2 separate regions of the Homo sapiens genome follow, and region 1 is linked to region 2. A link is a contact called in ENCODE Hi-C or POLR2A ChIA-PET data. All regions are on one chromosome and are shown on one strand. Each heading gives the region's core, a stretch centred on a gene start or an enhancer-like site at or near the end of the contact. The rest is flanking DNA. Distances are from core to core; before and after follow the strand shown.

The links. Hi-C counts contacts between places; a loop is a spot of excess contacts on that map. ChIA-PET counts read pairs that join two places held with the same protein, here RNA polymerase II (POLR2A). Pooled maps may share reads with other maps.
Region 1: a loop to region 2 is called in a pooled map, with 2.1 times the contacts of the local background. The contact joins the enhancer-like site here to the promoter of TPPP3 in region 2. A Hi-C loop is called at or near these places in 4 of 50 pooled maps. POLR2A ChIA-PET finds 5 or more read pairs at or near these places in 4 of 52 experiments (OCI-LY7, RWPE1 and activated naive CD4-positive, alpha-beta T cell).

Annotation. Positions count from the first base shown.
Region 1 is chr16:67,461,597-67,466,376 of GRCh38, reverse strand. All of the region lies in intron 1 of ATP6V0D1 (ATPase H+ transporting V0 subunit d1), which reads left to right. Among named protein-coding and RNA genes, the nearest start is that of ATP6V0D1, 17 kb to the left of the region's middle. RefSeq lists enhancers at 1-441, 442-942, 4,248-4,748. Within about 2 kb of position 1,581, at least 8 of the 41 ENCODE cell types and tissues checked have a DNase peak (open chromatin) inside an H3K27ac peak, as active enhancers do.
Region 2 is chr16:67,390,529-67,395,229 of GRCh38, reverse strand. TPPP3 (tubulin polymerization promoting protein family member 3) reads left to right here and starts at 1,732. Exons shown (of 4, transcript NM_015964.4): 1 at 1,732-1,850; 2 at 4,113-4,306; 3 at 4,598-4,701. The coding sequence starts at 4,119. It overlaps ZDHHC1 (zDHHC palmitoyltransferase 1), which reads left to right. Exons shown (of 12, transcript NM_001323627.2): 10 at 1-43; 11 at 168-228; 12 at 337-1,078. The coding sequence ends at 620. It also overlaps the pseudogene RNU1-123P.

The DNA.
Region 1 (4,780 bases), core at 332-2,831, 71 kb before region 2:
GTGTGTGTGTGTGTGTGTGTGTGTGTGTGTGTGTGTGTGTGTGTGTGTGTATGTGTTTACTAGATACAGGGTTTCTCCATGTTGGTCAGGCTGGTCTCGAGCCCTCGACCGCAGGTGATCTGCCCATCTTGGCCTCCCAAAGTGCTGGGATTACAGGCGTGAGCCACCGCGCCTGGCCCAACTCCTGTTCTTTATGAGACATTCCTGCATAGCTCTGTGGGTACCTGTAGTCCCACTCCCTCAGAGGTTGATGACTGGGAGATGCTGACCAGGAGTCTGAGGCAGTGATTAAATTGGAGGGATGTGTTGAAGGGGAACTGGAGCTGGCGTACCCTCTTCCCACCAGAGGGGCCCCTCGCTGTGGACAATGCCATCCTCCCACCACAAGGGGGTGCGCCAGGATCACTCCACTTCTCAAGGAGCCTGGGGAGGGAGGTGTGGCTGGACCCCGTGAGTCATCCAGGCTCTCTCTCTGCTTTTCCGTGGGGCAGCTGCCACCAGCACTGTCCCTTGGGTCTCTGCTCTGGGCCCTACTTCCCTCACTTAAGTCTCAGTTGGCCTTCTCAGATGAGGTAGGGCTTGTCGCTTAGTGTCTCCTGTCTGTGTACCTCTACCCATCCTCACCTCCCTGTGCCCTATCTTCCTGGGTTGGGAAGGAGAAGGCCAGGGGACATTTCCTGATGCTCTTTGCCTTGGTGCCCAGTGCAGGCTGCTCCAGCCTTGCCCACCACACCGTCCTCATTTACCCTCACCTGGGTCATGCCAGCAGCTCAGAGTTGGAGCTGCAGGTACAGCACAGTGTGCTATGAACCCATGGGTCTTGGGAGCTCCAAGTAGGAGCTTGAGGCAGCCCAGGGATCAGGGCTACACTTCTCAGGCTCCTAGAACCATGCACCTCCCTAGGTAGTCACCACTCTTGTCTTGCCACCCTGGCCTCTCCAGGAGAGGGAAAATTTGTCTTCAGGACAGAGGATGAATTTTTCTCTCTCCTCAACCTCATTTGGCACTCCCTCTGAGGGGCATGTAGGATGTATGTGGCATGTATAGGTACATATATGCAGGGTGACTCCGGGAGATGGCCAAACCAGGCACCTGAACACCATGTAAGCACTGCAGGTCCACACGGTCAGGCTGGCGATGGGTTATCAGTTGATTGACAAGTCTCTCCTACCCTGTACCCCAGTTTGGAGGCCTCTCCATTGGGCTCCTTGGCGTCTGCCTCATCCAACACCTACTCCCTGGCTGATGTTTTAAAAAATCTATCCTGCACTAGAATGTTGGTCTTCCTCCTTTTCAGAGGCAGGAAAGTCAAGGCCCCGAAGGGTGCTTTAGTAGGCTAGGCTGCTGCTTTGTGGCCTGGGCACCTGCTCTGTGTGTCCAAACCTAGCAACTCCCCTGAAGGACCAAGGAGTAGGCACAAGGGGCAGTGCTGGGATTGCCCCTGTGTGAATGTGTGTGGTCCTGAGGACCGCTGGGCAGATTGGTGGCAGGGGAAAGGAATATGTGGAGGAGCAGCCCTGACTGGTGCTGGACACTGCTTTCCTGGCCAGCTCTTGCCTGGCCCTGGGCACTTGCCCAGACCTTGCCCCACTTTGGATGCTCAGGCAATGGTTTTCAGGCCTTGACCTCAACAGAGGCTTTCGTGCTTGGCTGGTGGATGGGGCTTTTCCCTCTGAGGAGTCATCTGAAACTCAGCTTTTACTGCCTGCCCTTGTCCCTGTGCTGGTGGCCACTCAGAGGCTCCACAGCCCCAGGGTCTCCCCTGCAGCTGTCATCAGTTCTTCTGAGGCTGTTCCATGGGTATCCAGGCCACTGGTCTCACTGGGAGCCCCTGAGTGGCCCTCAGGGGCTGGGTTGCAGGGAGTCAATGTGGTCTGGGCCTGACGAGGCTAGAACAGTGTCATAGCTGGACAGGCTCCTGGAGGTACCGTTATCCAGCTCTCTTCATCTGGGAAGCTGGGTCCAAGGTAAGGCCCAAGGGCGTAATTATGGTCTCCTGACACCTGTCTTGGCAGTTCCTGACCAATCACTCTATGTTCTTTGATTTTTTTCCCCCTTTATCTATTCTTCCATTTGTTCACTCAAGGATGCCTGGACTATATCTCTGTGAACTGGCCCCCAACTCAGGAACGGGTAGTCATGCAAAAAGGACCCTGTTTCTGGGGCCCTTGTCTTTTCCTCAGGCCTTGCCACATGGGATCTAGCTTGAAACTTGAAGGGTTGGGAGCTGATGAATACAGATGAGCTGCAGTCCATGATGTAGCACACAAGGCCCTGAGGCTGCCAGGTCATGGGTTCAGCTCTGCCTGTTTTCCCATGCCCCCAACCCTTTAACCTTCAAACTAGATACCATATCACAAGGCCTGGGAGAGCACAGGGTCCTGGAATGTCACCCTTCGGTATCTGCCCAGGCTCCATGCCTCCCACCTCCCCCAGTGGCTTCAGTCATTTGGACCTAGCTTCCACTGTGTGGTCAAGCAGGTGACCACGTCCCTCCCAGGGGCCAGCCCAGGTCCACAGCACTGGCTCACTCTGGCATGTTACTGTTGCCCCCGCACCTGTCCCACAAGGCCCTTGAGCAGGGCCGCTGAGGGGAGGGCTGAAAGGCAGGGTGGGTGGGGTCCTGGGGGTGCTGTACTGGACCAGCTTGTATAGTTACTGCTTCTGCCATCTTCTTGCCTGGACCAAGCCTCTTGGCTCTGCCAGCGAAAGGTATGGGATGGATTAACTCTACCTCTGGCCTGGGCTGCTCTGTCCAGTTTCTTTTTTCTTCTTTTTTCTTTTTCTTTCTTTTTTTTTTTCCCCTTCTTCCTCCCTCCCTCCCTCTTTCTTTTTTCTTTCTTTGTTTCTTTCATGAAAGAGTCTCATTCTGTCACCTAGGCTGGAGGACAGTGGCATGAACACTGCAGTCTTGACCTCCTGGGCTCAAGTGATCCTCTCACCTTAGCCTTTCGAGTAGTTGGGACCACAGGCACATGCTGCCACATCTGGCTAATCTTTGTATTTTTTGTAGAGACAGAGTCTCTCTGTGTTGCTCAGGCTGGTCTTGAGCTTCTGGGCTCAAGTGATCCTCCCACCTCAGCCTCTCAAAGTGCTGGGATTACAGGCATGAGCCACCACGCCCAGCCTCTGTCCAGTTTTTATGAGCCGCAGGGAATGGGACTTTATGCTGACAGTGCATGAGCTCACAGCCCCAGATGAGGTTTGATCCCACGAGCCCAAACACAGGGCCTAGGTCAAAGCAAAATGAGTATTTCCTACTTTTCTCCTTTGGGCTGGCTCTAGGCACCGTGGAACTGGCAGGATGCTCCTGCCAGGATCCAGCCTGACCTGCTTATTCTCACTGAGAACAGCCACCTCTAGGGAGCCCTAGAAATCCCCTCCACCTCCAACTGAGTGAGCCCCAACTTTCCTTCGTGTCCTTCTGAAGATGGCTGTGCGTGTGGAACAGGAGCCCAGCATCAAGAGCTGACAGGATTGCTCAGGTGGTGCAGGCCAGCAGACCCAGAAGCTAGACATGGGCATGGGCCAGGTTTTTTTTTTTTTTTTGAGACAGAGTCTCCCTCTGTCTCACAGGCTGGAGTGCAGTGGCATGATCTTGGCTCACTGCAGTCTCAACCTCCCAGACTCAAGCCATCCTCCCACCTTAGCCTCCCAGGTAGCTGAGACTACAGGCATGTACCACTGCGCTGGGCTCATTTTGTTTTATTTTTTGTGGAGACTAGGTCTCACTATGTTGCCCAGGCTGGTCTCAAACTCCCTGGGGTCAAGTGATTCCCTCACCTTGGTCTCCCAAAACGCTGGGATTATAGGTGTGAGCCACTGTGCCCAGCCTCGGCCAGCTTTTGAGCACAGCACATTGCCATAACTGGCCTTCCTTGGGCTACCTGGCATCTGGCCAGGCCAGACCACTTTACCTCTTACTCATGCCCAGGCAAACTCACATCTTTGGGAAAATGAAAAGAAGCTCTTCTTCACAGTTCCAGATCCACCCCAACCTGCCGGTTCTATAACCGTGGTGGCAAACCTGGAGAAGAAATAGCTTGCTTCGGTCAAAGTGCAGGGCATCAACAGAGGAGGGTGTGGCCCCCACCTCCCAGGGTGAGGCTGGGTTGTCTGATTCTCAGGCTGGGCTGTGGCCAGGGAACATAGGAAAGCTGCCCTGCAAGCCCTGTGTCTCCTGGGACATGCCAGTCCCATGGAGCCTTCAGGCCTGGGTGGGGACGGCCTGGTGACGGGCTGTCCAGGCGGATCTCCACTCAGTCAGAGGAGAGCTTCTTGGAACTTGCCCTGGGTGCAGCAGTAACCAGTTCTGCCCCTCCCTTTGGCACATGGGACTGTCGCCTGCCTGGCACCCTCCTGACTGTCAAACGAGTTGACTTCCTCCTAGGATGTGAGAAATGCTTTCATCCTCCCAGCCTCAGGGACAAGGTGTTCCTGAGAGTATGAGGGTAATTAAATGTGTCTCTGCCACCACCTACCACCTGTCCCAGAGCAGGGAGTGGGGTGATGAACCCAGGGCAGACATCCTTTTGCTTCCTGGACTTGGGAGGTGACTCTCCCATTTGATCCCTGTGTCTGATGTTGCTGATGGTCGGTGCCGCTGGCCCCTGGTGTCAGCTGGACCATCTCTGCAGATTGGCCCCATTCCCCTACTGTGAGTGCCTCACCTCACTGAAAAACCTCTAGCATGAAACAAAATGTAGGTCCAGGGACCGAGGAAGGAGAACTTACTGTCTTTTCCCTGCAGGAGCTCTGCCTTAGCCACCTGAAACCTAGT
Region 2 (4,701 bases), core at 483-2,982:
TTCCCCAGACACTCTCGCCCTGCCTCCCCGGATCCGACCCCAGGTAGGAGGGACTGTGCTGGGCCTCCGGTCCAGGTGGAGTGGGATAGAAAGAAGCCTCTACCCTGGCGCTCGCCTCTGCTTCTTTTGGCGATGTGGGGCCCTCAGGCTCCCCCGTGTCTCTGCAGAAAAAGAGGAAGAGGCGCGTGTATAAAGTGCGAACGTCTGAGACCTCGGATCCGGCGTCGGGTGAGCGCCTCTCCCTGTCCGGGTCCTGCTCTGGGAACTCGAGGGAGGGGAAGGCAGAGCCACAAGCGAGCCGCAGCCACTGGGCTCATGTTCCCTTCCCTTGCGCAGGGCCTAGGGCCCCCAGCCGCCGCTCCAGCTCGTCGACGGATTCCGCGGACGCCAGCCCTGTGCACGCCGCTGGCCCTGCCGGCGCCTACCACTCGGCGTCGGCAGAGTCCGTGGACGAGATTCCAGTGGCGCAGACGCGCCTGGGCAGCGCCGCTCTGGCCGCCCCGCGGGGCCGGGGCCGACAGCCCACGCTGGCGCGGCAGGCGCGTGCGCCCGCCGTTTTCGTGAGCCCGAGCAGCGGCGAGCCCAGGGCGCCGGGCGGCCGGGAGGCTGGTCTGGCTTAGCTGGGCCGAGAGGCCGGAGGGCCGAGTTAGAGCGGCCGGCCTGACTCTCTATGCAACACCCCATCCTTGCCGCACCGAGTGCACTTTAGGGGCCCCTACGGCCGGCGGGATCGGCCTCCCTCCCCCACGACTCAGCAATACCCGCCCCACCGGCTGTGATGCTCCAATAAACTTTTTTATGCTTTTGCGGACGTCGCGCTTACTTTCTTAATGGCAGGGGCCACGGGCCATCCAGAAGCCCGACCCTGGCCAGTGGACCGGGGGCGGGGAGGAGGTCCCTGTATAGTAGGTAGCCACCCAGGCTGCCCTGTGGAGGTGCTCACGTGCGGCTCGTGGTTAGGAAAGGCCTTAGAAGGCGGCCTGGAGGAGGTTATTTTTCTTAAAGATGGGCTTTGCACTGGGAGGCCGAGAGAAAGCAGGCTTTGGGCTCCGAAAGCAGCAGTGGGCGCTGAGGCTGCGAGGCCGTGGGGAGGTGGCGGCGAAAGGAGGGGGCCGAGCCAGGAGGTCCCGCAGCTTTTCCCCGGCAGCAGGGCTGCCGTCGAATGCCAGCATCCTGGGGCTGGGCGAGCGCGATTCGCTCGTAGGGAGTCCCCTCCCTTCTTCCCCACTGCTCCAGGCTCTGAATCCTACCCAAGAGAGCACGGGAGTTGTGGCCTGGGGGTGCCATCCGTTCAGTGGATGGCAGTGCTCTTGAGTCAACCGTATACCCCTGTCACTGAGGGAGAGCTCCTTCCCGATTCCCCAAGCCCCACCAATGCCCCGCGCAGCTCCCCAGTGGCCTCTGGTTGACTCTCTGGGGAGCTGGATCTCTTCTGGAGATTGGGGCCGCTTAGAGCTTTAGGCACATCCCAGGATGGGAGGCTGTTTCCTCAGGGGGCCGTCCGAAGACGCCCCGAACTGCAGAGCGCTGGTCTCGCCGTCGCGAGGACCGCGGAGTTGCGGGGGAGGGGCGGGATGCGGCTCCCGGAGAGTCTCGGGGAGGGCGGGGCCTCGTGGGCGGGGCCGGCGTGACCTTGGTCACTCTCCCGCCGAGACAGCCTCGGGGGTGGGACTCGCCGTCTCTATGGAGACCGAGAAACAGGGGATAATACGGCGGAGCCGCCTGGGCTGCAGTCCCACCCGGGAGCCGGCAGGGAGCGGAGCTGCGGAGCCGCCTGGTCTCCCGCGTCCATCGGTCCATTCCTGCGTCGTTCTGTCCTTCCGAACGCACACTTCAGGAGCAGCCGCGAGGTAGAAGCCCATAGGAGACCCAGATGCCCGCCACCCCAATCAGTATCCTGCACGATGAGGGTTGGGGGGAGCAGCCTGGAAAGGGTCCCAACCTCCGGCGGTCCCAGCCGAGGAGCCAGCTGAGCGGCCCTGCCCTGGCCCCAAGCATTCCACCTCGCAGCCCCCACCTCCTGGTCCGGCTGATTGATGACTCCAGCTGTCCCAGTGGGAGCGGGACGGGTGGCTCCAGTTCACGGGTGTGGCCACTCCATCCATGGCCTGCAGACCCATGGGGCTGCGGCCTGCAACCCAGCGCCACCTGACCGCGCTGAGATGACCAAGAATCCATCTTTCCACGGACAGGAGTGAGCACTGCACGCAGGATCCGCCCAGTGCTTGGGCCAAGCACCCTGTGGCATCCAAGCTCCCCTGGACGTTACCCTTGGTGAACCAAGTGCGGGTCTTGGGGTCCCTGGTGGGAGGTTGCACCCAGGGAAAGGGAAGGGGAGTGCAGCGTGGACTGGGGTTATGGTCCCTGTAACGTAGGAACCACCGGTGCTCACAGTCCCAGAAACTGCCACTTAGGGATGGGAGTGTGGTCACTGGCGAGGAGTTTTTGGTGGAAGATGGGGCAGCCGGGCAGAGCCCAGGCCGTGGTCACTGGAAGCCCTAGTGTAAAAGGCAGAGCTAGAAGATGGTTGCTGAGACCGAGGGTGTGGTCAGGAGGTGGCAGTGGAGGAGGGGGATGTGGTGGGGAGGTCTCTACGCAGGGGATCTCCGCATAGTACCTGGGAGTCTTATAATGTTAGTGTGTGGATGTGGACTGGGGCCTTCAGTGCAGGCTGAGGGTGTGGCCAGAGGGCTGAGGGTGTGTGGACAAAGGGGTGCTGAGGGTCAGGGCGCCTTGATAAAGGGCTGCGGGTATTGGAGGGGGTGAGTGGCTGAGGCTATGGTCAGGGGTCTCAGGAAGGGATGCAGGTTTGTGGCCAGGGGCCTCAGCCCCAGGGCTGCGGGTGTGGGGATGGAGAAGGCTGCTGTGTAGGCTCAGGGTGTGGCCAGGGGTCTGCAGCGGAGGGCTGTGGGTGTGGGGGGCACTTTAGTGCTGGACTGTGGGTATTACTGGGGTTGGCGCAGGCTTGTTAGTATATATGTGGGGGCTGGTGGCCGAGGGCTGTGGCTGTGGGTGTGAAGATGGAGGATGGAGGGCTGAAGGTATGGCCAGGGGTACAAGGCCCAGGGGGTGGCAGGCCAGGGCTGAGTGCACAGGGTCGCTGGGAATGTGGGCTGGTGTGGCCAAGTTCAGGGCGTGGCCAGGGGAGGTCTGAGGTGTAGACATGATGAAGTGTGTTTCAGCCACAGCCCCACTTGCCAGCACGACTCTTGGGGTTCGTAACTCTACAGCCCCCACGCTACTAGCCCCCAACCTCCTGCTCCCCCAAAACTCCACAGTGGGAGGTTACAGCACCAGTCGGTGGCAAGGGGCCAGGAAGCCACGGTTATGCCCTAGGCGCAGGGAGTGCTGGCGTGCCCCACCCGTGGGCCCCAGCTTCCCAGCCCAGCCCAGCCCCTCAGCACTGGGAGCTTCTCCCTGAGCTGCCCTGACACCATCCTGCCCTTAGCAACATTCTCCAAGCAGCACCACCCTCCCTTAGCAACCGTCTCCAGGCTTCACAAACTGTGGCCAGGCCAGCCCCAAGCTCCCCTCATGTTTTTGTTTAACAGCAAATAGTAACAAGGCCTTGCTGGACCAGCTGCACCCCTGCCCAGGGCATGCACCCGTGCCCAGACTGGCTCTTGCTGGGTCCTCATGACCCTTACAGAGATGCTGTCCTCACTGAATGCCTGCCCGACCAGCAGCCTGGCCTGGCCCCAAGCCAGCTTGGCATGGAGCTTCCAGGGAGGGGGCCTGCTCTGCCACCCTCACTTCCACCCAAGCAAGGCCTTGTGCCAGGGCCAGACAAAGCCAGGGCCCCAGCTGCTGCCCTAACAGTCTTTCTGGACAGTGCCACTCTGTTCCCTGTGGGCATCATTATTTCATCTGCTGAACCCTGCTGAGAGCCAGGGCTGGCATTAGTGACAAGACCGTGCCTCCCGGGGCTCTTCCTTGGGGCTCTGTGGCCCAGGGCGACAGTGACGGGCCCCTCTCCCCAGGCAGCTCCAGCACCAACTCTGTAGCAGAACCTGCCCAGGTCTTGCAGGTTTGAGGTAGAGGCTGGGATGTTCTGGGCTTGGGGGAGGGGAAGGGCAGATTGGCTGGGAGATGACCCAGGTGGGTCTCTATAGGGTGGCATGGCAGCGAGCACAGACATGGCTGGGCTGGAGGAGAGCTTCCGCAAGTTTGCCATCCATGGTGACCCCAAGGCCAGTGGGCAAGAGATGAATGGCAAGAACTGGGCCAAGCTGTGCAAGGACTGCAAGGTGGCTGACGGAAAGTCCGTGACAGGGACCGATGTGGACATCGTCTTCTCCAAAGTCAAGTGAGCCCTAAGCAGCCCCTGCTTCTCATGTTCCCAGGAGGTGGGGAACTGGGGGGCTGGAACCAGGGAGGACATCAAGAAGGGGTCAGGGAAACACCATGATCACGAAGGTCGTTCTTCCAGGGCAAACCTTATATCTATTGCCCTCCAGAGTTGCTGACCCCTGCGACTTCCCCAAACGTGGGAAAGAAACGCAATTGCATAATTTGTGGTGGCAGCAAATGTGTTTGAGCTTTCCCCTGGGGGAGAAAAAAGAAAGGGGAACCCTCATGGTGCCCACATGCCTGTCAGGGGGAAGTCTGCTCGGGTCATCAACTATGAGGAGTTCAAGAAGGCCCTGGAAGAGCTGGCGACCAAGAGATTCAAGGGGAAGAGCAAGGAGGAGGCCTTCGATG